Linked DNA regions of Homo sapiens: region 1 is linked to region 2. Evidence: chromatin loops called from intact Hi-C (ENCODE). Cell type or tissue: IMR-90. All regions are shown on one strand. Each heading gives the region's core, and the rest is flanking DNA. Links, peaks and the distances in the headings are about the cores only.

Evidence for each region. Peaks named below come from ENCODE experiments on the same cell type or tissue, not always from the same donor. Only the 100,000 strongest peaks of a DNase experiment are listed, where the experiment ranks them.
Region 1: a loop joins it to region 2, with 3 times the contacts of the local background. A loop is called at or near these places in 2 of 110 quality-filtered maps.

Annotation. Positions count from the first base shown.
Region 1 is chr6:166,448,710-166,465,566 of GRCh38, forward strand. It overlaps RPS6KA2 (ribosomal protein S6 kinase A2), which reads right to left. Exons shown (of 21, transcript NM_021135.6): 12 at 10,740-10,842; 13 at 2,394-2,524; 14 at 15-140. RPS6KA2-IT1 (RPS6KA2 intronic transcript 1) reads right to left here and starts at 16,674. Exons shown (of 4, transcript NR_046793.1): 1 at 16,616-16,674; 2 at 14,611-14,798; 3 at 14,277-14,432; 4 at 11,954-12,129. RefSeq lists an enhancer at 845-1,511. In IMR-90, for the core only: a CTCF peak has its summit at 7,819 (motif pointing right); no DNase peak of the experiment used is centred there.
Region 2 is chr6:166,982,639-166,994,699 of GRCh38, forward strand. No RefSeq gene overlaps it. Among named protein-coding and RNA genes, the nearest start is that of MIR3939, 9.2 kb to the right of the region's middle. In IMR-90, for the core only: a CTCF peak has its summit at 7,196 (motif pointing left); no DNase peak of the experiment used is centred there.

The sequences.
Region 1 (16,857 bases), core at 3,617-11,616, 530 kb before region 2:
CAGGCCTGCCTTACCTTCACGGCATACTCGGTGTCTGTGGCTTTATGCACACATCGCTTGCACACTGAGTAGGAGCCCACCCCGATGTCCTCCTTGATCTCGTAGCCATCGGTGAAGTGGATGTTGTTCCCGTGTAACTGCTGCAGAGGGACCAAGAGAAGAAGAGTTGTCGGAACCCTCACACGAGGGGACGGTGCAGCTACACGCACACAGAATGTGGGGCGAAGAGAGGCACCGACTGTGAACTGAGTGTGTGGAGGCCTGGGAGCTCATGGGTCCCCCTGCCCAAGGCTGCAGAGCTACTTAGTGATGTTCTTGACCTAAATGCCAGCTTCTCTGATTCCTTGGGCTATGACTCTTAACTTTGAGACACCAGGCCGTTCTGTGTCCACTGGCTGGTATGTTTCTCGCAAAGATCTGAGAGCAGGAGAATGTGAAAGTGAAAAGGAAGTGCTGGCAGCTGCTGGGTGCGTGGCTCCAATGCCTGTGTGCAGAGCAAGACTCTGGATGGAAACATCTCATCGGAAATCTGACTCCATGGTGTCCAAGTCACAGCCTGCTCTGACCTGCATGCAGCAGCCCCACCCACCCGCTCTTAACTAAGACAGAAAGCCACCATGGCAGCCTGCACTGTCATGACAACGTCTACTTTACACACCTGTATTTCTCCAAAGGCCAGGGAAGGAAATAGGATGGAAATCCAATGCCATTCAACTTACCCGGATTTCATTCTTAAATAAGTTTAATCATAATTAGAATTAAGTTTAACCCCTTAGAATTCTCTGTATTCTGGTTACATTTATTAGGTGGGAAACTCATTATGAAAATACCACCTTCCAAAGACCTCCCAAAGATTCCATTTCATCATGGGAAAATGATGCCCACAAATTAAACTGCTACCCTAGGGTCCTGGCTGGGCTCCACACAGTGAAGATGCTCCAGTCTCTGGCCATAGACACCATGGTGACATTCTTCCCAGGGCTTTACCTTCCCTCTTTAAGACGAATGCCAAGTAGGGTAGGAGCAAGGGCTCAGAACACCATGGAATACCACCACGGAGACCATTACAGGGACCACCATGGGAGCCACCACGGGGACCACCATGGGAACCACCACAGGGACCACCACGGGACAACCACGAGGACCACCATGGGAACCACCACGCGGACCACCATGGGACAACCACGAGGACCACCATGGGAACCACCATGACAGACTACCACAGGGACCACCACAGGAACCACTACAGGGACCACCATGGAGACCACCACAGGGACCGCCATGGGAACCACCATGGATGTCACCTAAGGGACCACCACAGGAGCCACCATGGGAACCACCACAGGGACCACCGTAGGAGACCATCATGGGTACCACCGGGGAACCACCATGGGGACCAACATGGAGACCAACACAGGGACCACCATGGGAACCACCACAGGGACCACCAGGGAGACCACCATGGGGACCACCACAACAGGGATCACCATGGGAGGCTACCCTAGGGACCACCACAGGAACCACCACGGGAACCACCACAGGGACCACCATAGGAGACCATCACGGGTACCACCAGGGAACCACCACGGGGACCACCATAGGGACCACCAGGGGGACCACCACAGGGACCACCATGGGAGGCCACCCTAGGCACCAGCATGGGGACCACGACAGGGACCACCACAGGAGATCACCACAGGGACCACCACAGGGACCACCATGGGGACCACCACAGGAACCACCATGAGGACCACCATGGCTACCACCCCAGGGACCACCCTGGGAGACCACCATGGGGACCACCAGAGGGACCACCCCAGGGAACACCATGGGGACCACCACAGGGGACCACCCAAGGGACCACCATGAGGACCAACACAGGAGGCCACCATGGGGAATATCCATGGGAGACCACCACAGGGACCACCCCAGGGACCACCCTGGGAGACCACCATGGGGACCACCACAGGGACCACCACAGGGACCACCACAAGGGACCACCCCAGGGAACACCATGGGGACCACCACAGGACACCACCATGGGGACCACCACAGGGACCACCACAGGAGGCCACCATGGGAGTATCCATGGGGACCGTCACAGGGACCACCACTGGAGACCACCATGGGGGCCCACAATGTGAGACCATCACAGGAACCACATGAAGGAGCACCACGTGAGATCATCATGGGGACCGCCATGGGGGATAACCACGAGGGACCACCATGGCAGACACTCAGAACAATGGGAAGTGTGAGGGAAGAATTGGTGATTAAAGTCCACCCATCCTAAGCACCCAACCCCCGGGTGACTGAGGCCACAGGGAACACCAGAGTCACCCATCATCCAAGTGCCCTCTTACCCCCAACCCACTGCAGGCAAACACAGTTACCTGCACGATTGGGTGAACTGGGACTTTGTGCAGATCTTGCTGTGAGGGCTCCTGGATCAGGCTTGAGGCCACAAAGCTGAATCCTCTAAACAGGTGATGAGCGTTTGCACTCGGGGGGACGCCAGGAGAGTCTGTAGGTGACAGGGGCAGAGTTCAGATGCCACGAAAGCTGGGTGACCCTGGGGTGAAGTGATAGTGTGTGTGTGCATGTGGTATGTGTGTGCAAGTCCGTGTGTGTGTGTGTGTGTGTGTGTGTGCACGTGGCGTATGCCTGTGGTGGAGGAAAAGGTAAAACAGACATGTAGAAATGCTGAACCAGATGAAACTACATTCTTTTGGCTTGTGCTAATGGTTTGATTTTTAAATGGCAAAAATACCCAGAACAAAAACTTCAGGATTATCATTGATGGCATCTGTTAGTTTGCCAACTTCTGAATTTACTCTATATTCTTGACCACACTCCTCCACCCCTACCCACTCCAGACTCAGTTAAGAAGGCACCAATGACCTCAGGATGGAATTGTCAGTGAACATGAATCCTGTATCCTTAGCTTCTGGTCTCTAGGTTCGACAGGTCCCACCCCTGTGCCCACAGCTGCATAACTGCATGTGTGCTGTGCACGTGCTCTGCTCTCCAAGGACATTTGGGCAACGTTTCTCCTGTCCACAGCAAGGCATAGTACGAAAGGAGTAATTCCCTTCCATTAAGATTTTTCTGATCTCTGTAAGATCTGTGTTCAAAAGCATGACTGCTGTGAGATTGATCCCATTTCAAGTTTATCATTAAGAAAAACAAAAGGATAAATCCCTCGTGGGGAAAAAAAATCTGCATCATACATAACAGATGAGAGGTTAAACTCTCTATTGCCCGAAAGCTCCCAGAGATCAATGAGAAAAGAGCAAAATACTCAAAGGAAGGAATTCTGATAGCTACCATAGGCATGAAAAGATGCCCAATCTCTCTAAGGAGTAAGCATACACATATTTAAATAGGACAACACTTTTGTCTAATGAACTAACAAAAATGAAAGAAATCAATCACATCTGGGTTTGGCTGGGGGTGGACACTTATAATTGTAGGAGGGAGCATAACTGGCATAATCTTCTGGAAAGTCAACTGGCAACATTTAAAGCCAACTTTAAAATTTCAAAATTAAAAATTTTGAAAGTAATTCTACAGAATTACTTTCAAAAGTGCACAGTAATAACAAATTGTAGATGACGCAAACAAATGGAAAAACATCACATGCTCATGAATCAGAAGAATTAATATCATCAAAATGAACATATCACCCAAAGCAATCTACAGATTCAATGCAATCTCTATCAAAAAACCAACGTCATTTTTCACAGAATTAGAAAAAACAATCCTAAAGTTAACATGGAACCAACAAAGAGCCTGAATAGCCAAAGCAATTTTAAGCAAAAGGAACAAAGCTAGAACTAGAAGCATCACATTACCTGACTTCAATTATATCACAAGGAGATAGTAACTAAAATAGCATGGTACTGGTATAAACATAGACACACAGATTAACGGAACAGAATAGAAAACCCAGAAATAAAGCCACATGCAAAGTCAACAAAAACTTTGTGGGGAAAAGACACTCTTTTCAATAAATGATACCGGGAAAATTAGTTCGTCATAAGCAAAAGAATGAAACTGGACCCCTATGTCTCACCATATACAAAAATCAACTAAGAGATTAAAGACTTAAGTGATGAAAGACCTGAAACAATGAAAATACTAGAATAAATCCTAGAGAAAACTCTTTAGGACATGGGTCTAGCGAAAGACTTCGAAAGTCTTTTAAGGGCTGGGTGCAGTGGCTCACACCTGTAATCCCAGCACTTTGGGAGGCTGAGGCAGGTGGATCACTAGGTCAGGAGTTCGAGACCAGTCTGGCCAACATAGTGAAACCCTGTCTCTACTAAAAATACAAAAAAAATTAGCCAGGTGTGGTGGTGTACGCCTGTAATCCCAGCTGCTTGGGAGGCTGAGGCAGGAGAATTGCATGAACCCGGGAGGCGGAGGTTGCAGTGAGCCAAGATGGCGTCACTGCACTCCAGCCTGGGCGACAGAGTGAGACTCCATCACACACACACACACACACACACACACACACACAAAAAGGCTTTAAGACCAGCATAAGAAATCATCAACAGAATGAACAGACAACCTGCAGAATGGGAGAACATATTTGCAAACTATGCAACTGACAGGGGAGTAATATCTAGAATTTACAAGGAACTCGAACAACTCAACAACAACAACAAAACAAATAACCCCATTAAAAATTGACCAGAGGACATAAGTAGACATTTTTCAAAAGAAGACATACAGATGGCCAAACAGCATATAAAAAATGCTCAAGATCGCTAATCATCAGATAAATACAAATGAAAACCACAATGAGATATCACCTTACATCAGTCAGAATGGCTATTACTAAAAAGTCAAAAAAATAACAGATGTTGGTGAGGATGTGGAGAAAGGTGGTGGGAATGTAAATTAGTACAACCTCCATGAAAAACAGTACGGAAATTTCTCAAAGAACTAAATGGAACTATATTCGATGCAGCAATCCCACTGCTGGGCATTGCCCAAAGGAAAAGAAATCGTTGTCTCAAAAAGATACCCGCACTTGGAAGCTTACTGCAGCACTATTCACAATTGCAAAGTCATGGAATCAACCTAAGTGTCCATCAACAGGTGATTGGGTAAACAAAATGTGGTACATATACGCAATGGAATACTATTTAGTCATAAAAAAGAATGAAATCATGTCTTTTGCAGCAACATGGATGGAAAAGAAGGCCATTATTTTAAGTGAAACAACTCACACGTGGAAAGTCAAACATCGCATGTTCTCACTCATAAGTGGGTGCTAAATTGCTAAATAATGTCTGCATGTGGATGTCGAGTGTGGTGGGATAGAGAATGGAGACGTGGAAGGGTGGGAGAAGGTGAGGGATGAGAAATTACTTAATGGGTAAAATGAACACTCCTCAGGTGATGGTTACACTAAAAGACCAGCCCTCACCACTATGTACTCTACCCATGAACAAAACTACATCTGTACCTCTGAAATTTACAGAAATAAAAAATAAAACAGGCTGGGCGCGGTGGATCACACCTGTAATCTCAGCACTTTGGGAGGCTGAGGTGGGCAGATCACGAGGTCAGGAGTTCACGACCAGCCTAACCAACATGGTGAAGCCCTGTCTCTATTAAAAATACAAAAATTAGCCAGGCGGGGTGGCGCACGCCTGTAATCCCAGCTACTCAGGAGGCTGAGGCAGGAGAATCGCTTGAACCTGGGAGGTGGAGGTTGCAGTGAGCCAAGATCGCACCACTGCACTCTAGCCTGGGTGACAGAGCGAGACTCTGTCTCAAACAAAACAAAACAAAAAAACAAGCAAACGAAAAAATCCCAAAGTACTTAGACATAAATGTAGAAAAAGTCTGTTTCAGTGATATGTGTTACAGAAAAGAAAAAGGAGACACTAAATACTCCTCACTAAGACAATCATGGTCATGGTCAACAGTGGCCCATCTGTATCAGGATGCTTTGTAATGATTGCAGTGTGAGTCCTGCCAGCGAGACCAGGGCCATCAGAAGGAGCCACAGTTGCATGGACTGACAGAGACGTGGCTTCCTAATCGTTTGTCAAATCAAAAAAGCAAAAAGCTGTTGAACAATATGAAGAACCCAGACATTACTTAAAAAATTAAATATATTTTAATATATTTAAAAACAGAATAGGATAATAGATTAATATATTAAAATAGAATATATATTACACTAAAATAGAATACTATAATACATTATATAATATGTAAATTTATAATATATGAAAATATAATACGTAATTTTTCCTGAAAACACACATATGTACAAATTTAAACATTCTTATTTATATATCTTTTAAGACTCCCTGTATGTATAGTTGTGTGCATATTTGTATATTCGAGAATTCTCTACCCGCAGGCCTTTGTCTCTCAGCACTTCTTCCCCCCCTCGTCTGTTTAGGTGCTGTACTTTGAAAGGAAGAAAGTGCACCTAGTTCTCAGTTTTATCTCCACACGGTGCGGCAGGTGTGTGGGGGTGGGAGGCAGCTGCAGAGAACACGTGTTTTGTTTCTTAGCATCATATTTTGGGGACAACGGTTATGAGGGCAGCCGCTCCGAAGCCCAGGAGCCGGGCCCCACGCCGCGTGGGCCTCTGGTGCAAGCGGGGGCCAGGCCGTGGGCAGATGGACGACGCAGCGTCCCACTGGTGCTCTTCCTGGGGTAGGAAGCGTCATGGACCCGGGCTCATCTTCAGTGTCCTGAACCAAGAGGCAGCTAGAGCCAGGTGTCGGCCCTCAAAGGGGCCAAAAAAGGGGCCTTCACAGTCACCCCAGGTAGATGCCCACGCGACCCCTGGACTAATGTGACCAGAGTCGGCTGTGTTTGGAAATAAACTTCCAACGCTCCAGACTAGCGAAGCGTCGTTAAAAAACCGAAGGTACCCTGAGTGGTTTTTAGAAACTGAAATTCTGCAGCGCGACCCGGCAGAGAAGCTCGGGGCTTTCTGAGCGGCTCTGCTTCGCGGCACACGGAGCCGCTCGAGGAGGAGGCGCTCCTGCTACACCCGGTTTGCTCTCTGCACAAAGTCTGGCTTTGAGGTCTGCCTCCTCCCAAAGATCCCCTGAGCTACCACGGGCCGCAGATTCTCCCCCGGAAAAATGAAACACACATGGCTACATCATGGTTTAAGAAATCTTCAAACCTGGAGGCACTTTGATGTCTTCCCTTAGGGATTTAGACTCAGAGCTTGAGCTTATTCTGGGGAATCCGCAGAGCCACACGAGTGTGAAGTGCTGAGCAAGGATTGGGAGTCCAATTTACAGCCTGTGGAGGAGTGTGTGCGGGGGTGGGGGCACAGGCCATGTTAACTTGACAGACACAGTTTCATTGGTGAATGGAAAATCTGTAATTCCAATAAGCAATGTCTTCTAACCAACCAAGAGGCACGGAAGACACAGCCACAACCTTCCGTGGCCAGAGAACCCATGCCTCTCCTCACACAGACCAAGGAGAGCCTGCGGAAAGGGTAAAAGTAACAGCAATTTACCGAAGGCCAAGTGGATCTTCACCAAAAGTTAAGAGGCTGACATTTGGTCGGTGTGGCTAGCTAGTAAGGAAATGACAGGTGGCCTAAATAGAATTTAAAGCACTTTATAATCACCTGAGGGATGCCGATTTTCAGCACAGTATTTAAGAAGAGCAAAATTGTGAGTCAGATAAAAGGAGATGTAGAACTACAGTAATTACAAACAACCTCTCATGGTCCTGTGGGTATTTCCTGATTTGTGGAGTCTGCCTGATCGGTTTAAAATCTTAGATTGGCATCTCGGGCTAAGCAGCATGCTCTAGGGGGCAGCCAAGGTGTGATCAGGGAATAGAAACCAGCTTGAGCGCTGGCTGAAGTTTCAGAAAAGACTGAAAGCCTAACTGTAAGAAATTCCCACTGTGAGTCCAGGATCTAACATAGAGGATTTGTAGCTTATCCATTGCTTCAGAGTCACATTTCTACAGCTGCTCATTCACCCAGCCATGTGCTCAGCTCACATGCTTAGAAAATCCTACTCTCCTGTACAAATCAGAATGAGTTTAATGTGTCTTTAGCACTTCAATTACTACCTACCTCAAAGGCAAACAGTGGTGTGATAAATTAACTGAAACTGATTGGAGAACTGGAAACACTAAGGAATAAAAAAGGCAATTCTGAATAGCACTGGAGTGCATTGTGTCTAATTATGTTTTCCTTAGGCTATTATTAAAATACAATGGAATTCTCTAGAAGCTCAAAAAAAGCTTCCGGTTCCACTGGCCAACTAGGTTGGGGTTTAAATTCTTCACAGATAAGATAAAAGGCATGTCCATATGAATATTAGAGTTGACTGTATTAACATTTTCTTACCAAGCAGCACAAACATAGACTTTCTTTCCACATTTTAAACACACAGCCCCACATGTTGGCACCTCACGAGGATGTGTGCACGTTCTGTTAGGGACCTTATGGTCCTTGTGGACTTAGGGACAACGATCTCGTGGTCAGACCTAATTGCCTCTGAGCTCCTTTTACATTCAGGCCAACAATAGGTGGAGAAATATCATGACTTGCTTGGGTGACCTGTGGGCAGGGGCAGGAGGGAATCCCCAAATCCTGCCCCATCTTTTCAAACTCAGAAACTGAAAAGTAATCCTGTTCTGTGAATTGGGTTAAGTTTGTCAATGGGAAGGACCAACCCCAACACACAAATACTTTCTAAGGAAGCTGAGAATGGGGTGAGGTGAAAATCCCACAGTCACTTACCGGAGAGAGCAGACCCAGAAGTGTTCTCCAAGGCAGCCTCATTACATCATGAATCAGTGATGAACCAAAGCTATAATGATAGTTTTAATTCTACCTGGGGACTGCAGGATGACCCAAAAGAAGTAACTGAGCAGCCGGTGGCATGACTCCCTGGTTTACAGTGCCCGGAATCAGCTTTCTTCCTGTTCTTGGTACCAATGTGGCCTGGGTCAGGAGCTGGCCTAGGCCCATCAAAAGTCCCGCTAAAAGCCCCGCAACCCTCCCTATCTGCACACGCTCACACCCTCCTCAATGTGTTCATCTGGGTATATGGGAAACAGGGATTTCACCAACAGCTGAATCTGGAGGAACAAAGTGGATTCTCTAACTTCATCTACCTGACATTTTGTGGTTGACCATATATTTGTTTCCCGATTATCTTTTAAAAAATAAGAAAATTTCAGATTCAAAAGCAGCGAGAAAAAATACAGTGAATCCCCGTAGATCCAAGATGCAGCCTGGCCAACCACCAGCTCCCTGGACTTGTCCCACTTATGTCTACAGAAGGAGCTTGTGGATGGTTTTGTACATAACCAGCATACTGTTAGTGTTGTGGACTGAATTATGTCCTTCCCAAATTCAAATGTTAAGGCCCTACCCCCAAGTGTAACTGTATTTGGAGACAGGGCCTTGATATGGTTCAGCTTTGTGTCCCCACCCAAATCTCAGGCTCTGTGTCCCTACCCAAATCTCATCTTGGAGCCCTCATAATTCCCATGTGTTGTAGGAGGGACCTGGTGGGAGATGACTGAATTATGGGGGTGGGTCTTTCCTGTGCTGTTCTCATGATGGTCAATGAGTCTCATGAGATCTGAGAGTTTTAAAAAGGGGAGTTTCCCTGCACAAGCTCTCTCTTTGTTGCCATCCACGTAAGATGGGGCTTGCTTCTACTTGCCTTCTGCCACGATTGTGAGGCTTCCTCAGCCATGTGGAACTGTAAATTCACTAAACTTCTTTCTTTTGAAAAATTGCCCAGTCTCAGGTATGTCTTTATCAGCAGTGTGAAAACAGACTAATACAGGCCTTTAAGAGAATAACTGAAGTTAAGTGAGGATAAAAGTGTGGGGCCCTAATCCAAGAGGACTAGTGTCCTTATAAGAAGACAGAGAGACACCAGAGCTCCATCTTGCTGTCTTTGCACACACAGAAGAAAGGCCACGTGGGGACACAGCAAGAACACAGCTGTCTGCAAGTCAAGGCGAGAGCTCTCACCAGGAACCAACCCTGTCAGTACCTTGAACTTGGACTTCCAGCCTCCAGACTGTGAGAAAATAAATGACTGTTGTTTAAACCACACAGTCTGTAGTATTTTGTTATGATAGCCCTATCAGACCAGGATAATTACCATATATAAAAAAGCAGACTTTAATTCATTAATATCCCAAAAAGATAACTTTTAAAGGGAGCTGACCAGTTCTGATGAAATTTGCTAGACCCCAAGAGTAATTTCAGACACACCAGGAGACCAAATCTATGCATCCAATTGCTGTGCTATTTAGTAGCCGATACTACTTTTCAAATGGGTTTCTGTTTTTTGCATGAATAATATCTATAGCTCATAAATCTATAGACATAACTGACAGCCTTCCCTCTCCGTAAATGCACTTTAATTGAAAGAGGGATTTTAATTGCCTCCAGTTTCTTTTCTTGCTCTTGCTGTGTGTCTCTCTGACACAGGAAGTAACTGGACCGGTGTCTTGGAATAAGGATACCTTCATCATTTCCAAGGTGGAGGTTATATAGGGAACAACAGAGAACTGGGGCTATCACTTAAACCTTTATCACTGAGCAGAGAAAACAACAACAAAAAACCCAAACAGAATGGACAGTTATTTTCCATGAAAAGAATTCTGAGGCATGGGAATTTCTTGTTCCTAGATATCTGTCTCTAAGGGGTCAGGTGGGAGAAGCCACCGATAGAGGGAACCACTGTGGCACACACCTGTGGGCGTCCGCGCTGTGAACTCGGGGTCAAAGTGGAAGGTGTCCTCAGGCCTGCCCACTGCTGGTTTGAACGGTGGCTTGATCTCCTTCCGGTACAGCGTCTATTAATACAAGGAAAGCAAGACAGGGCACTGAGGATGCACAGACATTGCCACAGAACACTGGGGACAGAGAAACCTGCTGTGGGGAGGGAAGGATGTTCTTATCACAGACTGCATTGGCCTTGTGGATTACAAGGGATTTCTAAATACTCTGAAATATAGATGGCATAAAATATATTATGTGTAGTATGATAGATACTATGGCATATATAATAACGATGTATTATAGAAAGGTATAGAAAAGGCATAGTTTGAGGTATGAGGGTTTGGGGACATGCCAAGTGTTCTTCATTTTAGGGCAATAGTTTTCTAGCTTCTTCTTGGTAGTAGAATCTTCTTTTCCAAGTAAAATCATACAGGACAGCCACCACTTGCCCCCACTGGGGACAGCAGTGAAGAGGCCGTGTGGCTCTCTCCTCCCTGCCCTGGGACTTTGGGGCCAGCACCACGGAACTTCAGCTCTGCGGGGCACTGCAAAAACCGCCGACCCAGAGCCACCCCAGGGTGCTCTCTTGCCAGTGTCTCAGGGCCTGTGCTCTGGGGCCTTGGCACCTCTGCCAGAAACCTGCCTTGGGTGTCAGAATGAGGGCGCCCAGGCTCCTCGACAGGAGGACGCCTGCATCTGCAGAGAACCGGCCCTTCCCATGCCCCCTCTGGGCCCAAACTTATTTCCCCAACAGGACCTTGGACAGAAGGCACAGAAAGTCCACAGCCCTCTGTGCTCCGGTCTCAGAGCTGCCTGCCTGACAATGCTTTCCAAAGCTGAGATGTGTTGTTTTCAATCCTCTAGGGCAACAAGGCATTCTGTTGGGAATTCAATGTAAAGAAAGCACACACAGGTACCTGGAACCTGGCGTAGTCCTCAGGCGGGTGATGCTGCAGGTGGTGCTTAGATGGAGGGAGCCGGGGGAGCCCAGTGCTGAGAGAAGTGTGGAGGGGGAGGGGCACTGGAGGGAGGACTGGGGCCTGAGGCCTGACTGGAAGGCCGAGGGACCTCCGGGCAGATTCAGTAGAGGATGCTGGGTTTAGTCAAATCACCCTGACGACAGAAGGCACGGGCCATGCCAGTGTGCTGAGGGGCCAGCCTGGTAGTTAGCAGGGCAGCAGCAGGGCAGGGCCAGGCTGGGGTCTTGCCCCCCACTGAGCATGGGGTTTCCTTAATCCTGCCTAGGGAGGGTCCCCACGGTGTTCGCAGAAAACATCCAGCCTGGAGTCCTGTCCTGGGCACTTGTGTGTGACCATCTAGAGCTCAGTTCTGGACTCAGGGACCCTCATGGCCGTGCAGCTCTGGAAAATGGACACAGTGACTCCAGCTAAAACCTGTTCTACATCTCTGGAAAGCAAATTTCAACACCTCCTCCGATGAGGCCCGACGGGAAGGGAGAGGAGGGAGGAGGGCGTCTGACATCTGGGTCCCACCTGGGGCACACCCTGCTCTGCTTATCCGGGAGCACCTGGGTCAGAGCCCAGGCCAGAAACCAGGGCCCACAGCTACTGCAGGAGGGCGAGGTGCCAACAGACGCCCCCGAGCTCCCCCGGGGGCTTATCAGGCAGCAGGATGTGCCCTGATGTGCAAGAGCTCAGGGCGTGCACGCGGGAACCATCGGAGGAGAAACAGGATTGAATTCAGCCCTGAATTATTTGCTCATTTCCTGCCTTGGGGGCATAGATTTCATTAGCACCGAGTTACTCTTCAAGCCATTTTCAGAAATGAAAAGACGCTGCTTTCTGCAGTGAGGCACAGGACAGGTGGGAATAATCTCCCCAGACACATGTGCTTGCCTGAGGAAGTCTCCTGAGCTGGGAAGCCCAGGCCATCGGGTGCCACGAACAGGCCAGTGCAGCCCATTCCCCACCCAGAGAGTCCTGAGAGCCGGGCTATTAAGAATCCTGCTGAAGTCAAAATCACATCCTCCCTCTGTGTGAGAGCAAGCGAGGGAGAGAGGTGGAGAGAGAGAGAGAGAGAGATGGGGAGAGATGGGGAGAGAGGGGGTGGGGGGAGAAAGAGACGGAGGGGAGGAGGGGAGAAATGGGGGAGGGGGAGGGGAAGGGGGTAAGAAAGAGAGAGAGCACGCACTAGCTCGATCCAGCACAGAGCCAGGCCTCCTACTTTTATTATGAGGAGGAATTTATTTACACAAGAGATTTCCATTAAAAACAAAATAAAATACAAAACTGGTTGTCACGTATTCATTCCAGTGTGAAGTGTTTACCTCCGGAAAGCAGGGGCCCACATGGCCCCTCTAGCTCCTCTCCTCCGTGCCAGCTCTTCCTCCATCATCCTGGGGACCCATCTTGCCCACCCCTGCCCCTGCCCCACCACAGCCTCTGATAAAACCATCCCCAGAGCCTGGTGCCCAGTGCTTCTTCATAGAGGGGTTTTGCCCCCACTGGGACATTTGGCAGTGCCCAAAGACACTGCTGGCTGCCACACCTGTGTGACCGCTGCAGGCTCCCAAGGGGTGGAGGCCAGGGTGTGCAGAACCCAGCCACCCATAACAGCCCCACCACACAGCATCGCGCAGGTGCCACCCAGGGTGAAGGTGGGAGACCCTGGCCCTGCCTGCTTCCTTCTCTACCTCACCCTTCCTGCCTTGTTTCTGCTCCAACCCTCAAAAGTGCAACGTCAACCAGCTTCTTCAAGAAGGAGGACTGGATGTTGAGGCGACTGGCCACTGTCCTTGGAACCCCTTCCCCTCCCCATGGAACCCCCGGTGGGGCAGGGCTGCAGGCTCTGCCTGGCTTCCTACAGGCCACATCCTTCTCCCTCCTCGTCCACCGATGGGGCAGGCACCACAGCCTCGCTTCACAGCTGTCCAGGAAAGCACAGGCTCTATCTGTGACCACCCTGCCTCTGGAGGCTCACATCCAGAGGCTGTCACCTTCCTGCCTTCTAAGTCAGATTCACAGCCCAGCACTGGTACTGCTGTGACCTCCTCTGGGCTGAGGCCATCCCACTCCTTTAATACTAAGTATCTGCTGCTAAGTCAGGTCCCGGTTCCCTCCAGCCCAGGACACTGCGCCTGGGGGCTGGGCTCAGACTTCCCCTGTGCTCTGCCCCATCTGTGCCTAGCCCGGTGCTGCGAGTCACCTGGGATGCCCAGTGAGGAGGTCCTAAGCCCAGGTAGTCCCGTAGCACTTTTGTACCACACAAATAGCTCCCCCTCACACGGCAGCAGGAGGAAGCCCGCCTCTGCTTTCCCCGTGCTTTCCACCCCTCGGCTGTGAGCCCAGGCTTTCAGCTCACAGACCCCAACAAGACCAGAGGGAGGCATGCGTGTGAGAGTGGACGGAGCGCTTGCTGAGGGCCAGGGCCTTCCTTCTGTGCCGCGGGAGCCTTCAGGCAACTGGCCACCCCGTAACATGGGTCCGTGTGCCAACCGCAGCTATGAACACAGCCTGTTCACTGGGGCCTGCAGACCACCATGCCCCACCTGCTGGAGGCTGCTGCGTTCTCACTCTGGTCTGGGCCAGGCAGTGAGGTTCTGTGCGGGCCGCCGGTGGCCAACTGGAGCCGGTCACTCTGGCCCTTTGGACGGCTTCCTCGAGGCTTGCTGCAATCTTAAAGGCCGGTCAATGTCTTCCTGATGCTGCGTAAACATTTGGAAGGTGCTAATATGTGTTATTACTGTGTATGCTTTTTCTTTCCATGTGCAAACCTAAGAACGGGTTTGAGGCTTTGGGGGAGAAGTCATCCGGCCTCTTGCTTTGTATGTAAACCACTGTAGGCAGGGTTGTGTTGAGAGTGAAACAGCAGCAGCATCTCACCTGGGATTCTGAGCTTAACGAGACAGACACTGGCAATTCTGCCCTGGATCCCCCCTTTCTGAGACTCTGGGACAATTCATGCCGAAACCGACGAGAGAAAATGCAGTCTCATGATCAAATTCGCCAGGCACATTTAAAATCATCTCATTTGTCCCAGGATGTCAGAATGACACAGTGTGGCCGCAGGGCTGAAACGAATTTCACGGGAAACAAGCGCACGTGAGGAAGCCCGGAGCAGGCCCATCAGGATTCTATTTATACTAAAGACCTTCAGCTAAGTGAGAAGAGGACCGAGACAGCAACAGAAAAACGGGAACTGGGTGATGACATAGGAAACAGATGCTAGTTTGGGGTCTCAGACCCTAACATCTGCCTTCTGTAGACGGTTTTGGCTTCAGGCATTTTGGAATTAATACGCTCCAATAAGGCAAAGGGCACATTTATAGATTATTCCTAAAATAATAATGCAAAAATATGCAGACCAGAGAGAAGACAGGATCGAAAGCGCCGCAGGAAGAATCTAAACGATTTTCAAAGCGTCACGATGGGTGTGACAGGTCAGTGGCTCATGGAGCGGGACTGTGCCTGCAGTTTACCCGGCTGTAGGTGGGTCCAACAGAAGAAGCACCTGAAGGGTGATGATTCATTGCACAGAGTCCTTGCTGGGTTCCCTGAAGGGGGAGTGCTCCTAGTGTATATAATGTAGGAATAAAAGGATAGAAATCTCGCTGCTGGCAATGGGAGCAACAGCTGCATGGAGACGCCTGTGCTGTGAGGCCCTGACCCGCAGCCTACAGCTCCCACACCCCCAAACCACTCTCTGCGCCATACTGCAAATACTCCACTTGTGGGCAAGAAGACCAAAGTGGCCTGAAGACCCGGAACCCACCCTCTGCTCCTGCCAGGACACACAACAGCCAAGTTCAGGGCACACCCCACGCGCTGCCAGATCACCGAGCGACCTCAAGCTTCTCATTGTCCTGTGCCTCAGTCTCCTCTACAAGTTTCTCCCATCTCACAGCATCACAGCTAATGGTGTGCTTGGAAGGGTTTCAAACTGTACAAAGAACATAAACATGAGCTACTAGTATTGATCATGAATAACGAATAACAGTAATAATAAGAGTCAGTGCAATACTAAGGGTCTAGGCCCTGGACAGAGTTCCAGAAACAAAGATGTCCCTCCCTGGTGACTGTGTGTCTCCAGCATCATCATTCACTGCCTGTAATAATATTTGCAGTTCCCTGGGTCCCCCTGCAAGGGACGCCAGGCTGGGCTGGGAGCCGTCCTCAGACTGGCTTGTGCTGTCTGCAGTGATTAACTTTTACGAAGCTTTTTTTGGGTTCGTGCTAATTCTGTGTTCTCAGCATGCTTCAGCCACGGGGGAAAAACCAACACAGCTTCTATCTGCTGGACTCTGCCGTATCCTCTGCAGAGGTTTGTAGTCCGATCATTAACTCGTGGCTTCTCACTCAGCTCATCAAGCAGAGCTGGCCTTCAGAAGGAATGGCTCCCGTGCAGACGTTCACTCGCTCATCTCTGAAGCTAAATTAAAAGGCAGCAGCCCACACCTCCACCGTCCCCACACTTACTGTCAGCAGATGGGTCCTGCTCCAGCAGGCCACTGAAGACCCCGGGGACAGCAGTGGGATGACAGGTGTTTACTTAAAAAAATAAATAAATAAATAAATAAATAAAAAGATCTGCTGGCAGTATCGGATCACAGAGAGCAGCAGAAAGCAAAATAAATATCCTAATATTTTCCCAGTTGGATCCTGAGGCAAGCCATTGGGTGAAGTACCCAGGCAGAAATCTAGTGGTTAGGAAATGTCTTCTCATTCGTCATTAAGGAGTGTCTGCATTGCAGAGGGAACGGCTTTTGGTGTTAACAGTTCTTGCAAATGAGGCTGAACTGTGGTTTTCAGTTTTCTGAGCTGCCGAAAAGCAGAATGGGCACATCTGGACAAATACATCACGGAGTAAAATTACCCCTTAAATAAATACCTTTAAACATCTTGCATTTTAGCCCCTGCTTTCTGAAGAATGGGTTGATGGCTTGCCTGGATGTGTTATTGGGGTTTGAGGTTAGCCATGAAGACACATGGGCTGCTACTGGGGCCGCAGACACAGGAGAACACACGGGCAAACTTGACTCATGAGAGAGGATCAGCTGAGATGGGGGGACCACTGGACTCATCCTAGCAAGATGTTGACAGCTTCTAAGACCATCACGGAGCGGGACTGTG
Region 2 (12,061 bases), core at 3,809-11,808:
AAAGTGCTGGGATTACAGGCGTGAGCCACCGCGCCTGGCTGATTTTATTTCTTTAGGAACTAATATATCTGTGTGTGTGTGCGCATGCACGTGTACCCATGTGTACAGGGTCTTCCTTGCCTGTTTCCTATATATGTATATCTGTCATTTCCTTTTAAATCTTTTTCATCTTGTACTAATTTTCTACCACTGTGTAGCATATCACCATAAATTTAGTGTCTTAACACATTTATTATCTTACAATTTTGCCTTCAGAAGCCCACCATGGGTCTCACTGAGCTAAAACCAGGGTGTCAGTAGGTCTGGATTTCATTCTGGAGGCTTTAGGGCAAATCTGTTTTCTTCCCTTTTCCAGCTTCTAGAGGTAGTACACATCCCTTGGCTCATGACCACTTTCCTCCATCCACAAAGCCAGCAATGTACCATTTCTCAGACCGTTTCTTCCATAGCTGCATTTCCTTCATACCACTGCAGTCGACTCTCCACTGTTAAGGACCCATGCAATTAGGCTGGACTCAGCCAGATGATCCAGGATCAGGCTTCTCTCTTGAGATCCATAAGGTAGTCACATTTGCTGTCACTTTGCCATGTCAGGTGACACAGGCACAGGTTCTGGAGATTAGGATGGGGACATCTTTGGGTGACCGTTATCCTGTACCACACGTCTCTTTTATAGCCTCATATTTTTTCATCTTTTCTTTTAATGCATTATCAGTTCTGTTTATTTGCTCGTGTTTCTTTCTCTCTTCATTTCTGAAATGTTTTTAAAATTTTTACTTCTTTTCTGAGTTTGTCATCTCCTTTCTGTATATTTCTAAATCTGACACGTCATTTTTTCATATCTAATGTCATTTTAGATGTTTATTAACTTATTTTAAAATATTTTAGTTTTCATCTGTTTTGAAGCCATGGCTTTCTGTCATAATTTATTTTCTAAAGAAATTATGTTTTATTCTCTTTTTTTCTTCATAATGACTTTGTATGGGATTTGACCTTAGTTTTTTTGGTACTCATTTTCAAGTAATGCTAGTTTTCCTGACTTTTAGAAGGGAAGACTTAATTAGGGTAGTTTTTCTAATTTCATGGCTCTCCTTTCTCTTTATTGATTCATCTCAAATTCAATAACAATTCAATAAGTTGGCCCTTGATAAGCTGATTCAGTATCTTATCTGGATGAGAAAAGGCCTAAGAATAGCCAAAGAATTCCTGAAAGAGAAGAATAAATGAAAGATTGCCCTATCAGATGTCAAAACATATTATACAGTTTTAATAATTTAACACTGTTATTAGTGTAGTTATGGAAACACATACAAATGAAACAGAATGGAGAACCCAGGAAAAAAACTGACATATATCAAGCTGATTTATGTTAGTGTCAGCATTGTAGCTATCTGGGTAAAGAAGCAACTCCTCAATATAAGAGATGCTGAAATAATTGGTTATATATGTGTGAAAAAATGAAATTTGATATCTCCCTCACTCCATACGCTAAATTCCAGGGAGATTAAGGATTCAAATATAAAAAGCAACACTTTTAAACTTTCAGCAGAATGTACAGAATAATATTTATAGACAGTAAGTTTGGTTTCTGAATACCATTCTCCACTAAAAGGAAATAGAGATACGTGGAAAAATGGCTGGCTCCAGAGCTGGGAGAGGGAAGACCACTGACTCTGTAAAAGGACACAGGAGTCAAAAGGACACCAGCCAGGGCTGGGACAATCTGAGCAGCAAAATAAACAATAAAAATAATGGATTATAACTAACTGAGTAAAATAGGAGTCTATACACCAAACTGATATAAATAAATAAATAAAACAAGAAGGAAAAGCTCTTGTTTAGAGTAGATGCCTACTAATAAATGTAGATGTTATGATGAAGTAAAACAAAATGATGAAACCTCACCATTTTGCAGCCATCTTATTAGTAACTGATTGAAGAAAAAAGTTGTCTTTTTTTTTTTTTTGAGATAGAGTCTTGCTCCATCGCCCAGGCTGGAGTGCAGTGACGCGATCTCAGCTCACTGCAACCTCTGCCTCCCAGGTTCAAGCGATTCTCCTGCCTCAGTCCCCCGAGTAGCTGGGATGACTGGTGTGCGCCACCACGCCCGGCTAATTTTGTATTTCTAATAGAGACAGGTTTTTGCCATGCTGGCTGGGCTACTCTCTAACTCCTGACCTCGGGTGATCCACCCACCTTGGCCTCCCAAAGTGCTGGGCTTACAAGCATGAGCCACGGTGCCCGGCCAAGAAAAAAGTTTTCAATGGATGCTATATTAGTTATCTACTGCCATGCCACAAATTACTCCAAAACTTAGTGGCTATTTTTTATTTTTGGACAGTTTTTGTGGGACAGGAATTTGGGAATGGCTTTTCTGGGTGATTCTGGCTTGGGCCTACTCATGAGATTGCAGTCCAGATGCTAGCTGAGGCTGCAGTAATCTGAGGGCTTGATCAGGGCTATGGGAGTATCTCCGTGGTGGCTCACTTACATGGTCATTGGCAGTAGGCCTCATTTCTTCACCATGTGCACCTCTCCAAATGGCAACTTGAGTATCCTCACGACATGACCTCTGGCTTCTCCAGAGCAAGCGCTCCAAGACAACAAGGAGGAAGACACAGTGTCTTTCTTTACAACTTAGCCTCAAAAGTCAGACTGCATCACATCCTCAACTACCTATTGGTTACGTAAGCCATTCCTATGCAGTGTGGGAGAGGACCACACAGACATGTACTTATTAGGAGATGGGATCACTGGGGCCATTTTGGAGGGTGGCAACCAGATGCTAAAGTTGGTGGAGAAAAGTTTGATGAGGGAGAGGATATCCGCGTAGTCTCAAAGTGTCTCATATTAATTACAAAAAGGAAATAACAGTTTTACAATGAAAAAACCTCACACATGCCACTTAACCAAGTGGCCAAAATTGGTATCACCAATAATAGGACAAACCGACATCACGGGCTTCTTATCCAATGAACCAAGTAAACATCATGTATGTGGTATTCCTGCCAAAAACGCATAATGTAAATCTAATCCAGAGAAGACACTGGGTAAACCCTAATTGAAAGGCATTCTACAAAACACCTGACCTGTACTCTTTCAAGAACAGCAATGCCCCAGTAGACAAAAACAGGCTGGAACCACTCCAGGTTAAAGGATACTAAAGAGAGGTGACAAATGATGATACAGACCGAATCATGAACTTGGAAAAAAACATGACTATTAAGGACATTATTAGAGCAGTTGGTAACTTTTGCATATGAACCATGGATTCGTTAACAGTAGCTTTGTGCTCACCAGTTCACTGATTCCCTGAGAGTTGATTGTTAAACAGCAAAGCATGTTTTGAGCTGGTTGTTAAGCTGTTGATAACCTGAAATCAGCCATGATGAGCCACTTACCATGGTATTTTGGGAAAACTCTCTCAAACTGTGTTTTTCCTCTGCTCTCACACCACAACAGCAATCATCAACACAGAAGACTCCTGTGACCATATGTGTGGGAACTTCTCCCCACCACCAAGAGGCAGACACAAGCCAGGACCTCCACCCAGTTCCTTCACTATCTATCTGGAGGTAGCATCAGATCCCACAGATTGAGGGCTCAGACCCCAAGACCACCCTCACCCCCAGATATCAGTTGCAAATCTGGGCCTTGGGAAATTCTGATTGAGCTTCAAGTTGGGGTTCCCATGACCCCCTCTTTGGGTTTGATTGATTTGCTGGAGTGGCTCACAGAACTCAGGGAAACACATTTGCTGTTTTATAATAAAGGATATTACAAAGGATACAGATGAAGAGATGAGGTGCGGAGGAAGGGGCTCAGAGCTTCCATGCCTGGGGCGCCACCCTCCAGGAACCAGGAACCTCCATGTTTTCAGCTATCCGGAAGCTCTCTGAACTCAGTCCTCTTGAGTTTTCATGGAAGCTTCATGACGTCAGCATTCCTTCCCCCAGTGTGTATGGCAGGACCCTCTCTGAAAAGTCTTAAGACCCACAGTTGGAAAGGTGGGAGAAGATGGAATCCTGCCTTGGGGCAGGTGAAAGGAGGGCAGGAGAGAGATTCTGTTTCTTGAGGCCTGCCCTTGCGGCCTAACACACCCCACATTTTAATAAAAGACTGTAACAAGGACAATGGTAGTTATGAACCAAAGTAAACCATCACACATGGGAACTGGCAAATGTTACAAATCAGGTCCTCTCTCCCTCTCTCCCTGTCTGGACAGTGCACCAGCTTGCCACTTGGTAACAGTATTATAACAATGCTGTCTCCTGATTTAGATAAGTGTACTGTGTGGAGTAATGGTCTTATTCTTAGGAAGACGTGGTAAAGTGTTTAAGGGTAAGGGGATCAGATGTCTACAACTTAATCCCAAATAGTTCAAGATAGATAGGTCAATAGACTGAAAGAGAAATTGATCAATAGATAAAGTTAATATGGCAAAATTGTGACAACTGGTGTATCTGAATAAATAGGTCTTTGTAGTATTCTTGCCATTTTTCCTTTAAGTTTGAAGTTTTTTCAAAATAAAACGTTTTTTAAAAAACCCTCCAACAGCTAACGTTACCTGGGTTATTAAGTCTAATAAACATGACTGACTTGCCCAAAGTCATATAGAACATTAATGTTTGGTCCAAAGCTGTCATGACACCTTGAAGTAGCCTTTTCTGAAAATGTTTAAATTTCTTTAAAATTTCTTGTGATCAAATTAATGTGTGAATATTTTTTATATCTAAAAAATAATGTTACGCGTAAACTTTGAAATTAAAAACTAACTTGGTATTTTGTTTGGGCCTGATAATTCCTGGCCGTAGGGGCTGTTCTGCACAGTGTAGGGTGTGTAGCGGTATCTCTGGGCTCTGCCAACTAGATGCCTGTAGCAGAGTGTCCCTCCCCCTACCCACAATCAAAATGTCTCCAGACCTTGTCAGATGTCCCCGGGGGAGGGCAAAATCGCCCCAATAAAGAACCACATTTCTAGAGTCAGTGTGATATAACAAAGTCAAAAGGGAAAAGAAGGCTGGTCACAGTGGCTAAGGTGACAAGGTCGCTTGAGCCCAGGAGTTCAAGGCTGCAGTGAGTCATGTTTGCACTACTGTGCTCCAGCCTGGGTGACAGAGTAAGACTCCTTCTCAAAAAAAAAAAAAAAAAAAAGGAAAAAAGAGATAAAGAGGCCGGCAATATGTGCAATATACATACATATGAAAAAAAATTTAAAGAGACCAAGGGTTTTTCCAATGGGTATATCCCAAACTTTGTCTTGTGTGTGTGTTTAATCCTTTTGTGCTCTTAGAGTTATTATCAGTCAAATATTCTATTTGACACACATTTTAGAGAATGAGTTTATAACCATTTTTGGAATTTAAATAGTACTGCCATCTAATGGTGTTAATCAATTAATTCCAGCCCTGATACACTGGCCAGATTCTGAGGCTGAATGTCAGATACTGAAGTAATGGGAGTTAAAACAGTGAGTCAAAACAGCGAGTTAACCACAAATCAAAGTAGTTCTTCAAGAAGGAGCAGTACAGAGCTTCCGACACACTGAGAATGTGCATTTCCAAGGTTTGAACGTACCATATATGGCTATGGTACCAGGCCTATGGCTTTTGAACCAATGAATTTTTTGTATACATGCACTTAGCAACACAATAATTACATTTATAAAGGGGGCTAGGCATTGTAAAGCTAAATAAATAACAAAATCCTCAGAGAATTAGTAAAAGAAAAACACTTTCATATTGTTCTCAGCATTTATTTTAAAACACCTAATTTGAAGGTATCAATTAACATAGCCAATTAACTGATAATATTAGCTATCCGTTTTCCCTCTAAAGCAGCCTTGTTGTCTGGGATATCAGCTGAGGTTTTTTGTCTCATGGCCACAGAAATGAAGAATGCAGACACACAAAGGGTGAAGTTAGAGAAGTGTAATAGGCAAAAGGAAAAGGACAGCTCTCTCTCACAGAGAGAGGTCCCAGACGGGTTGCCGTGCTGCAGTAAAATGGAGGGTTTTTATCAACGAGCTAGTAGGGAGCGGGTATCTTATCTACATAGGGCATGAAAACCTGGTTAGGACCAGGTGTGTCATCTGTATAGAGTGGAATCTCTGGCAGCCCCTACCCCATTCTTTTATCATGCAGGCAGGCTCTTAGCTTGGGCGACTCCACACTGCCTTTCTCCTTCCACCTTGCATGTGCTAACAAGAATAGGGGGAGTTTCCATGCCTTGTCCTGGGTACCTCCTTGCAGCTGCAGGCATTTCCCCCACCCCACCATGCAAGCTTCTAGCTAACCTTAGTGTGTCCCTGTCCAAAAAAGGGGAAAGGAATGTGCTCATTAAAGCCTACTGTTTTTACTGGGACCCATTTATGTAAGTTTGGTGACTACCCAAGAAACTCTCCCTCTGTGCCGGAGATGCTTATCTACATTATACAGTCCAATCTTCCAGGCTGCTCTTTGTTAAAAGAGAAGTGATTTATTTGGACTGCCTGTGGTTAGAATGGAAGTAATTTCTGAGCTGTTTTTTGTCAGAAGAAAAGCTTTTGTCAGGGACTCTTTCACCCTATCTACCTACCTAAATTATTTCTATCTCCTGTATTGCCTCTACCCATCTTAGTTCTCTGGCTGAGGTCCTGTAAATTAGACTGGCCAAAGACAGGTTTGTAGCCACAGACAAAACCCCTCAGACACCGAGTTGTAGAAGGAAGGGCTTTATTCAGCTGGGAGCATCAGCAGACTCACGTCTCCAAAAACCGAGCTCCCCAAGTGAGCAATTCCTTTCCCTCTTAAGGGCTTACAACTCTAAGGGGGTCCACATGAGAGTGTCATGATCGATTGAGCAAGCAGTGGGTATGTGATTGGGGGCTGCATGCACTGGTAATTACAATGGAACAGAACAGGACAGGGATTTTCACCGTGTTTTTCTTTTTCTATAAAATGTCTGTAATCTATAGGTAACATAACCGATTAGGTCAGGGGTTGATCATTAACTAGCATGTCCTGCCTTTAGGCAAAGAAAGGGAAGGCAGAGTTTTTCTTTTATTTGTTTCTTCTCAATCGTCTTCAGCTCAAAATAATCCTTATGCCAAAGAAGCATATGTTAGGGTGGCATATTCTGGTGTAACATCTTTGTCTCAGCAGGCAGTGAAAAATAATTTAAAAAGCCACCTTCTCTGCCTGCTGCACACTGCCCCTTGGTGGCCATCATTTTAACTGTCTTTGGTAAAGGTAGCTTTTCTTTTTTTTGCTTTGAGACGGAGTTTCGCTCTTACTGCCCAGGCTGGAGTGCAATGGCACATCTCGGCTCACTGCAACTTCCACCTCCCCAGTTCAAGCGATTCTCCTGCCTCAGCTTCCCGAGTAGCTGCAATTACAGGCGCCTGCCACCACACCCAGCTAATTTTTGTATTTTTAGCAGACGGGGGTGTTTCACCATGTTGGCCAGGGTGGTCTTGAACTCCCGACCTCAGATGATCCACCCGCCTAGGCCTCCCAAAGTGCTGGGATTACAGGTGTGAGCCACCATGCCCAGCCCAGAATGACCTTTGCTATCTCTTGCCTTCTGCATCTCTTCATTCAATCATTTTCTCTTAGTTTAATTCTAGTCAATTAAATTAAATTCTATAAATATTGAGAGAAAGCAAAATATCATGAAAAGAACATGAGCTGAAAACCAAATAGACTTGGGTGGTTCATCTCAGCTGCTAGCTGTGTGTCTGTGGGCATACTACCTAGCTTATTGGAACACTGTCTCATCTGTAAAATGGAGTTGTTTAAAAATAACTCAACATGCTCAGATCATGGAGAAAATGAAATTAGGTTGTATATTCAAAACAACTAATAATAGTTAATATTTTTATTATGTTATGATTGGGATTTTGAATACAATCTACTATCTAGCTATACATATTCACATCTACGGAGATTTTTATCCTAATTTACAAACAGAAAACTGAGGCAGAGAGACATTAGCTAACTTCCTGTGGTTAACATAACTAGTAAGTGGATTTGAACCCATGTAATGTGGCTGTAAAGTCCATGCTTTTAACCACTACACACAACCTGGTAAATCCTTGTTGAAATAAGAAAGCAATTTCAGTAAGTTGTACTGTACCAAAAGAAATGTGGAATTCATCTCTTTTCCCAACATGCTACTATCTTTTGAACATTTAAAAAAACTAATAGGCCATTGAGAACCTTATTTATTCACCACTACCTAAACTATCCTGATCTTTATGGGAACAGAATAGATGACTTCAATGAGAAGGCATTAATATTACTGAGTGCAGACTGAAAGACTATCTCGATGATTAACGACACATTTTCATTTTTTTTTTTTTTTTTTGAGATGGAGTCTCATTCTTGTTGCCCAGGCTGCAGTGCGGTGGCGTGATCTTGGCTCACTGCAACCTCCGTCTCCCAGGTTTCAAGTGATTCTCCTGCCTCAGCCTCCTGAGTAGTTGGGATTATAGGCACGCGCCACCACTCCCAGCTATTTTTTTGTATTTTTAGTAAAGATGGGGTTTCACCATGATGGTCAGGCTGGTCTGGAACTCCTGACATCGTGATCCACCCACCTCAGCCTCCCAAAGTGCTGGGATTACAGGCATGAGCCACCATGCCTGGCCTTCAATTTTTAACATTTAAGAAAAAGTGACATTCCAAGAATATGCAAGTGGAAAGCCAGAAAGCATTTCCCCTATCCTATCCTGAGTTTATTCTCATAAGAATCTAGTTGTTTAAAAACTAAGTTACTGGAACATATTTGTGATTAATTTTATGTGTCAACTTGACTGGGCCATAGAGTGCCCAGATACTTGCTGAAACATTATCCTGGGTGTGTGTATGAGGGTGTTTTGGGATGAGATTAACATTTAAATGGATAGCCTGAGTAAAGCAAATTGACCTCCCTAACATATGAGTGAGTCTCATCCAATCAGTTAGAAGCCTGAATAAAACAAAAAAACTGATCCTCCCTGAGTAAGAAAGAATCTCTCCTGCCTTCTGATCTTTTGACTGGGACATCAGCTTGTTTCTTGCCTTCAGACTCAGATTGAAACACTGACTCTTCCTGGATTTCAAGCCTGCTAGCCTCTGGTCAGGAACTATGCCATCAGTTCTCCTGGGTCTCCAGCTTGCTGGCTCATCCTGTAGACTTGCCAGCCTCAGTGATCTTGTGAGTCAGTTCCTTATATGAATCTCCTTATATATATACCCGTATACATACATATATCGTATTGGTTCTGTTTCTTTGGTAAACCCTAATACAATATTTATATTTCTTTGTTTTTTTTTTTAGACAGGGTCCCACTCTATCTCCCAGGTGGGAGTGCAGTGGCGAGATCATGGCTCACTGCAGCCTCAACCTCCCAGGCTCAAGTGATCCTCCCACCTCAGCCTCCTGAGTAACTGGGACTACAGGCCATGCCATCACGCTTGGCTAATTTTTGTATTTTGTGTAGAGAGGGGTTTTGCCATGTTACCCAGGCTGGTTTTGAACTCCTGAGTTCAAGCAATCTGCCCACCTCACCCTCCCGAAGTGTTGGGATTACAGGTGTGAGCCACCGCCCCGGCCAATATTTATATTTCTCAGACGCATCCTCTTTTTTCCATGTTCACTTGTGCAATTTTAGTTGATGTCCTTCTTCTTTCCTGGACTATTGGAATAATTTCCTTGTTCCAGTGTCAGTACATCCAATTCACCCATCCCCTCCTTGCTTCTGGAGTGCTCTTTCTAAATACAAATAGGCTAATGACATTTTGCTTTTAAACTTGTTTAGCACGCTATTTCACACCTTCAAGATGAAAGTCAAATTCATTAGATTGGTGGATAAAGTCCTTCCCAATCCAGTCATTTCTTCATCTCCAGCCACGCCACACTACCTGCCACTTCTTGCACAGAGCAATCTGCCTTAGCCTCTTGGTCTTGCACTCTTGTATGTTCGGGTACTTCTGCCTGGAATGCCTCTTTCTTATTCAATCAGGAAACTCTCATAACAGGTGTGTGTGTCTGACATTAAGTGTCACCTCCTTAGCATACATCTTGGATTTACCTCCCTGAAATCCAGGGGTGAAGGAGTCAGGGGTCTTTTTCTATTCATTGCCTTCAATTGAGCATACTTGCAGGGTGTGTTAATTCCTTGGCACTTTAGGTCTTCCCAAAATGCAGGCAGAGCAGGCTCTGGTGGACAAAGATAGCTGATAATGCAAATAACTTCAGGTGCCGGCAGTTGGAAGTTGGCCCAATGTGCAGAATGTTCTGTTCAGGGGCATGTGGGCTTGGCCTAACAGATCTGTTATAGCCCTAATATCATACTGTTGTTGGTTTTTCAATCAATGCACAAAGTTGGAAAGATATAGAGCTGACCCTGAACAACAGGGGTCTGAACCAGTGTGGGTCTACTTATATGCAAATTGTTTTCAATATATACAGTTGGCCCTCCATATCAGTGGGTTCCACAACTGAAACCAAGAATAGGTGGAAAATACAGTATTCTTGGGATGCGAATGGTCATATCCACAGGTTCCACAGGGCCAACTGTGGGATTTGAGTGTATGTGGATTTTGGTGTATACGAGAGGTCCTGGAACCAATCCCCCATGGATACCAAGGGATGTCTGTAATTTTATTTACAAAAAGAATGCAAATTCTTGACAGACTAAAAATGAGAATGAAACTAACAAAATTAGGAGGGGGAGGGGAAAAGACGAGAAAGTAAGAATGTACCAATTCCTCACCTCTCCTAGTAGGGAGCCAATATACAGTGTGTAAAATTTATAAATAATGATTTAGGTAAACAACCTAAAGTCATGAAAGCTTCTAGCAAAACTAAAAGTAATACAATTTTTTAAATTAGGAGTTAAGAATAAGTTTTTGTCCCTTTGAAGGATTTTCAGCTGGTGAGTCAAGATGTATATGTACAGTATTTAAGGTTATAATGAAAAGAACCAGAAGAACTAAAACCAGAAATTGTTAATTGCAGTTGGGTCTAGGATATGGTAACAGATAAGGTAGGTGGGTAGGTAGGTAGAGTAGCAGGGAGACCCTTACTTTTCTTTTAATATGTTCCCCCCTTTTGTTTGGATTTTTAACGATTATTATGCATTATTTCCATAACAAACAAATGTAAATAAAGTGTAGTTTAACTACAAAAAGTAACTTTTAGAACACCCTTAACAAATATTTTGTAGGAGTCAAATGAGGTAGGATCTATACGGTATGCATGAACATCAAAAAATGATCAGGACTTCTTAAGTCAAGTTAGTAAACTAAAAGATAATAGGCATAGGATCCAAATTACAGAGAGGGAGGAAGTATGTGTGTGTATGTAACATATCTATGTACAGTTGACCCTTAAGCAACATGAGGTTAGGGGCACAGACCCTCACAGTCAAAATTCCATCCCCCAAAACTGTAGTAACAGCCTACTGTTGATCGGAAGTCTTACCAACAACATAAACAATTAACACTTTTTTTTTTTTGAGATGGAGTCTTGCTCTGTCACCCAGGCAAGGAGTGCAGTGGTGCAATCTCGGCTCACTGCAACCTCCGCCTCCTGGGTTCAAGAGATTCTCCTGCCTCAGCCTCCCGAGTAGGTGCGATTACAGGCACGCACCATCATGTCTGGCTAATTTTTATCTTTTTAATAGAGACGGGGTTTCGCCATGTTGGCCAGGCTGGTCTCAAACCCCTGGTCTCAAGTGATCCGTCTGCCTCAGCCTCCCAAAGTGTTGGGATTACAGATGTGAGCCACCGCACTCGACAATTTTGTATGTTACATATGTTATATACTGTATTCTTATAATAAAGTAAGCTAAAGAAAACGTTTTAAGGAAATCATGAGGAGAAAATATATTTACTCTCCATTAAGTGTAAGTGAATCATCATAAATGTCTCCGTCCTCATAATTTTCACCTTGAATAGGCTGAGAAGCGGGGGTTGGCTTTGCTGTCTCAGGGGTGGCAGAAGTAGAAGAGGTGGAAGAGGAGGCAGGAGAGGGAGGCACAATAAGTGTAATCTGATGGAGATACATCATAATTTGTCTGACTTTTTTGCTTTTC